2 separate regions of the Homo sapiens genome follow, and region 1 is linked to region 2. Evidence: read pairs that join two places in POLR2A ChIA-PET (ENCODE). Cell type or tissue: GM12878. All regions are shown on one strand. Each heading gives the region's core, and the rest is flanking DNA. Links, peaks and the distances in the headings are about the cores only.

The links. ChIA-PET counts read pairs that join two places held together with the same protein. Peaks named below come from ENCODE experiments on the same cell type or tissue, not always from the same donor. Only the 100,000 strongest peaks of a DNase experiment are listed, where the experiment ranks them.
Region 1: POLR2A ChIA-PET joins it to region 2 with 5 read pairs; 4 of 35 experiments call an interaction of 5 or more read pairs at or near these places.

The regions. Positions count from the first base shown.
Region 1 is chr3:125,177,485-125,180,404 of GRCh38, forward strand. SLC12A8 (solute carrier family 12 member 8) reads right to left here. Exons shown (of 14, transcript NM_024628.6): 5 at 259-490. Among named protein-coding and RNA genes, the nearest start is that of MIR5092, 27 kb to the left of the region's middle. In GM12878, for the core only: no CTCF peak of the experiment used is centred there; no DNase peak of the experiment used is centred there; H3K27ac peaks cover 799 bases.
Region 2 is chr3:125,365,548-125,368,467 of GRCh38, forward strand. The region is part of intron 1 of ZNF148 (zinc finger protein 148); the gene reads right to left. Among named protein-coding and RNA genes, the nearest start is that of ZNF148, 8.3 kb to the right of the region's middle. RefSeq lists an enhancer at 2,857-2,920. In GM12878, for the core only: no CTCF peak of the experiment used is centred there; no DNase peak of the experiment used is centred there.

The sequences.
Region 1 (2,920 bases), core at 217-2,716, 190 kb before region 2:
AAATAAATATACATTAAAAAAAGAAAATAAAAGGACACATAGAAAATGTGCTAGGCGATGTCTGTGTGAAGAGGAGCTTCTAGCCTCATGAAGCTGCTCCAAGACACACCTGCTCACCTGATCCAGGAACAGCTCACACCAATTGTAGGTAAAGCCTATGGGGGTTAGGGGGAGATGGGGTGGGCAAACTCACACCTACAAACATCTCTAAAGCAGTGAAGATCCATAAGGCCACATACTGGACTCTGAAAGGCTTACCTGGGTCCAGGTGGGTGAAAGAACCCACCACAAAGTCCAGTGTGGACACGGCCAGCAGGAACAGCAACAGCAGCTGGAGGCGGATTATCCATTTGACACCTGCGAGGTTAATGCCCAGCAAGGCCAGAAGCACCGCAACTGAAATTCCTCGCACAGCCCAGATATTCCCGAGGCCCAGCAAATCCGAGATGGATTCAGCAAAGCCGGTGATATACATGGCACCTGCAACACACTGACATGCGATTCCAGGTAGAAGAGTCAGCAGGACAGAAAGCCATGGGCCCATGGGCAGAACCGCCCAGCGCTGAGAACCCTGCACCCCCATCGGACACACTCACTGGCACCAAGGCACAGTGCCTGGGACCAGTGCAGGGTTAAACCAGCCCTTCCCACCCGTGAACCTGCCTCAGGCCCCATTTCTACTTGTCTACATCTCAACTAAAGAATGAAGGAGGAACCCAAGCTGAGAGCTGGCTGTCAGTGATAACAAAGATGAAAAGACTATGGGAGGAAGAAGATGGGACACTGGGCTAAAGAGGCCTCCGGATTTCTCAGTCCGAGTTATTCAAGAACTAAATATAGAACAAGAACACACAGGGGGTCCCATCTACAGAGCCTTAAAAGGACACTGCAGTAAACCAGATTTTTCTTCATTTCTCTATAGGTCAGTATTATTTTTAAAATTATCTAAAACTTAGCAAAAAAAAAAGTGAGTGGCACGTCTTTTTCAACGTCATATGTGGCAAAGGCTACCCAAGGACTATCTAGGTGAATGTACTTCATTTTACTCACTATTTGCTGTTGATTAAATGCATTATATGCCCCAGATTTAATAAAGTTACATGTTACCTTATGGATTTTTTTCCAGTACAGATGCAAATAACTTCTGTCCAGTGGAACATATAACCCAAAAGATTAGGATTTGTTGTCCTGTAAGACATTAACTGATTTTCTATCTAACCCAGCAATCTTATCCTAACATTTATTTATTCAACTGCCTAGTTATGAATTTACTAATCTGACCTCTGTCCACCCAGCATCCTTTGCAGATGCTCTTTAACATCTTACTGGCTCCTCCATTAATTCATAAATTAAATAAAATCCCTGCTCCAGGTTAGGCTTCCTATGAGTATTTGTTATATAATCTTTTTTTAAAAAAATGAAATGAAATCCTTGGCACATGTTTTTCTTATATTTGCCTGAGAATCATGATTTTATCTTTTGGGAAATATTTGAAAGATCATTTCAAATTAAATTGTTGAAAATAACATCAGTCTCACTTTTCCTAATTCCTCAGCCTCAGCCTTCTTCTCTCCTCAGGTTTGTCCTTCACTGCCCCCAGGGCCAGCTGGTCACTCTAATCACTGTAGCCCTGCCCTTGCCATTCTCTGGGAACAAATTCTATTAGGGCCTCATTCGTTCAAGTCCCTCCTTTTCCATGAGGCCTCTCCTCAACCTCTTTTTCTGAATAAATAGTAAGCTAACTGCTAAGGCCATACAATTAATTATCTGGTTCCATATTCTATTATCATGTCATGAACGTAAGTTTGTCTCCCCACCCCACCACCAAGAATGCAAATATCTTAAAAAATTGTTTATGCTGATTGTACCTCTTCAAATACTTGCATTTGCTAAGTATGTTGCAAGCATTCAATAAATACTTTGTGATATGCTGATCATATAAAAGGTGCTCTGGGAAGCAGGCTCCATGAGTTCCAGCCATTTTGTGTAAAGGCAAAAGGGTAATACAACTTCTGGATTTGAAAGGAGCTTGTGAACAAGGCCCCATTCTTCAATGAGATCAGCTCACTTTGCAACTAGGCACATATCATGTTTGTCAGCATCCCCCAAATTTACACTTAGCTTAACAGTTATTCCAGCATCCCATAGTGGTAAACATTTCTGTCCATATTAGGATGAGGTGGAAAGCCCAAGAAATGTGAGGGAAATACAATCATTTCTGAGAGAGAGAGAGAGAGAGAGAGAGAGAAAGAGAAAGACAGAGAGACTAATGTTTTCCTGCATTCATCTCAGAACTCAAACTTCCTCTTTACTAAACACCAAGAGTGTGATGTGTGATAGTGACGTTATTTCATCAGTATTTGGCCAGGTCAACAGGACTCTTCATGGTCAAAATTATCTGAGCAAAATAAAAGTAAATAAAATAAATGACAAAAATGTAGCAATGGATACCATTTATATGGGCACCACTTTCCCAGGTACCTGATGTCTCTGACATGCAGAGGATGATGCCATGGGACCATCTGCATCCAAAGCTTCCAAACTGTTTTTTTTTTCCTAGCAGTAGAACAATTTGCTCACGCAATGTGAGCCAAGCTGTAAATGCTGCCTTTTGTTCCCAGTAACTCCAGTGGATCTCATCCTTCTGGTTTGTATCTAAAATTGCTTTTTAGCCCAAAGATGCCAGCAACAGGGGATGGGGCAGGGTAGGGGGTGGGGGAAGCTCCTCAGGAGGCTTGTAAGGGCATGGTGGTTAGGAGCATGAATTGCGAAGCCAAAATATCTAAGGCCAAATCCTGGCTGACTTGGGAAAGTGTTTTAACCCCTCCGTGAAATACAGATAATGATAGTAACCTTCAAAAGGTTACTGTGAGAACTAAATGAGATGATTTATGTAAAGACCTAGAACAATATCTGGCTC
Region 2 (2,920 bases), core at 175-2,674:
TGGCTCACACCTGTAATCCCAACACTTTGGGAAGCTGAGGGAGGGGATCACTGGAGCCCAAGAGTTTGAGATCAGCCCAGGCAACATGGTGAGACCACATCTCTACAAAAAAAATTGAAAATTAGCCAGGCGTGGTGGTACATGCCTGTGGTCCCAGGTACTCGGAAGGCTGAGGCAAGAGGATCACTTGAATCCACGAGGTAGAGGCTGCAGTGAGCTGCTGCGTTCACACAACTGCATTCCAGCCTGGGCAACAGATCAAGAGCCTCACGTTCGTTCATTCAATAATAAATAAATAAATAGCATATTTCTAGTCATCTTCCCCTCTTCCCTACCTCCAACTGCATTCCACTTCCATATTCTAATCCTACTGCTATCAAACTAATTCAAGCCCTTCTTAATATCTCCAGTAGCCACCTAACTGGTCTTTTTGTTTTCTAACTGGTCTTTTCACATACAATCTTACTCTACCACCACATTACCCGCAATCTACCCAGTAAGGTATAGCTATTGCCAGCTATCTAATATACGGTCCTTGGCTCAATTCTCTACTCAGAAAAGTTCAACAGCTATACACTAATGATTTCTGCTAACATACTTTAATCATATGTTAACATACTTTAATTCTCACATCCTCACCATAACCCTTGCCAGGAAAGTATGATTATCAATTTTATGAGAAAATGGAAACTCAGAAAGGAAATAATTCTCCATAATCATACAGTGGGTAAACAGAAGAGCCAAGACTAAAACCCAGCTTCTGTTTGCTTACCAAGCACAACACTACATCATATCAAATACAAACTACTTAGCTTAGCTTTCAAGGCCATCCATTTTCAACCCAACCCCAACTGACTCTCCTACCTTGTATTATACCTTATTCATGAACTCTCTGCGTTCCAAACTATAGATTGTGATTAATTATTTTGTCGGTCATGAAATCAGTTTAATGAGTGACAATCAGCTTTTTTTTCTTCCCCCTTGGCCAGCTTTTTTTCTTTTTAGTCAAACAAAATAGATAACATCCAACTGCACCTGCCACTGTTAAGGACAGTTACTGTATTATGAAACTTCTTGTTTTACCCACACACAAACATTCATACATGCATATATTAGATAGAAGTGTGACATGTATTTCTTACTATAGGTCATAGTTTAAAAATTAAAACCTAACTCACCATTCCCCACATCTCCTGGGCTTCTCACCTCCAAGCCTTTGCTTACGCTAATCTCTCAGGCAGGAATGCTCTCTTTCAGTAATCTTTGCCAATCAAAATCCTATCAATCCAAAACTTAAAAAAAAAAATCTTATCAATCCCTTCAAAGACTAGCTAAAATTCCACTTTTATGCCTTTAAAGTTCTGTCTCAGGTTTTCTCCTAATCAAATGCATTTTCTGCCTTTTAAATTCAGTAATATTTGGTATATTTGTGACTCACAGATATATTTGTGATTATAGTACAGGTATTTGTGCACAAGTCCAGCTGCCCTACCACAATATAAATCCCAAAGGTTTTATTCCTGACAGCAAAGCATTATATGCTTTTGCATATAACAAATGTGCATTATCTGTTAAATAAAGCTCATCCCATCATTTTCTGAAACCTTGTTATAAATCAACATAATTTAATAACTTCTACTATATTCCAAACTTCTGTTGACTCTTATCCTTCAAATAGCCTTACCATCTTCCTCCTCAAAACAGCCGTCTCAAATAATCCTCTTTACCCTCCATCTTCTCATGCTTTCCTCCAAAGATAGCCTGTCATATTTCAGTAATCTTTTCCCTCCTTCAGAATCATGCTTTCTATCAGATACCACCTTTCCTTCCCCATCTGCTTATCTTCTACCTTATTCCTAGTTCTCTAACACCGATACACATTGATCTATATTCTTTAAACAGATTTTTCTTTTCTTCATCATCTCTTTAACCAGATTTATTGAATTATTTCAATTCATTGCTAGTGCATATAGTTTGGCAGCCCTGTTAAGTCCTTTGTAGAAAAAGGCAGGTTATGAATAAATGAAAAAGAAACATAAAACATATAGACAATTCAGATCTCCTAAATTATCTCAAATATCTCATTCATTCATTCATTCATTCATTCAACAAGCTCGTGTCTACTGGACACATGCCCTCAGTTCTGTCTATTCTATTCCGTAATTCAGAAAGCAGCTTTGAGAAAAGCATGCAGGAAAATGCCAGGATAACAGGGCCAAGTTGACTCATGCTCTTCTCTCATGAAGGCCAAGTAATTTGTGGGGTACAGGCTCATAAAAGAACAACTAAAAGTTACACTATACGAAGACGGAAAACAGACCCCATAGTTGTTTCAGGGGGCTCAACATCTACCAACAAATGTGAATCTGAAAGGAACAAACCAGTAGGAGTAGCTAAAATGAAACAGGCAGAAAGCATTCAGACAAAAATAGATCCAGACTCTAGGTTCACTTTAGGGCTGCAAGAGGAATTTGGAGTCATTTAGTTCCTCTCTGAGATCCCTAAGGAATCTTTTCAAATATAAGTATGGTTCACTTAAATCATTTCACCAAACCTTAGCCAATGTTCATTTCTCCATTCCCTGAACTCCTACAGCACTTACTGTCTGTAAAACTCATTTGTGAACTTAAACTATCTTGCTCAAGGTAATAAAATTATTAACAAACATACTCAGAATTTATTTCATCTGAGAAAAATGAGTTTTTAAAAAATTTATTTACACATTCAAATCAGTATGGTCCTCTTTAAAATAAGTTACTTTGGAAGGCTACCACTTACTCATTTATTCACTCCATCCATCCAACCATCTGATGCACTCAACCAACATTTATGTAGTGCCTAACTAACTACATGTGAAGCTATCACCCCTGTTCAAAATATTTCCAACTTCCTCCTTGGGAGTGTTTTCAAAATCAGCTAA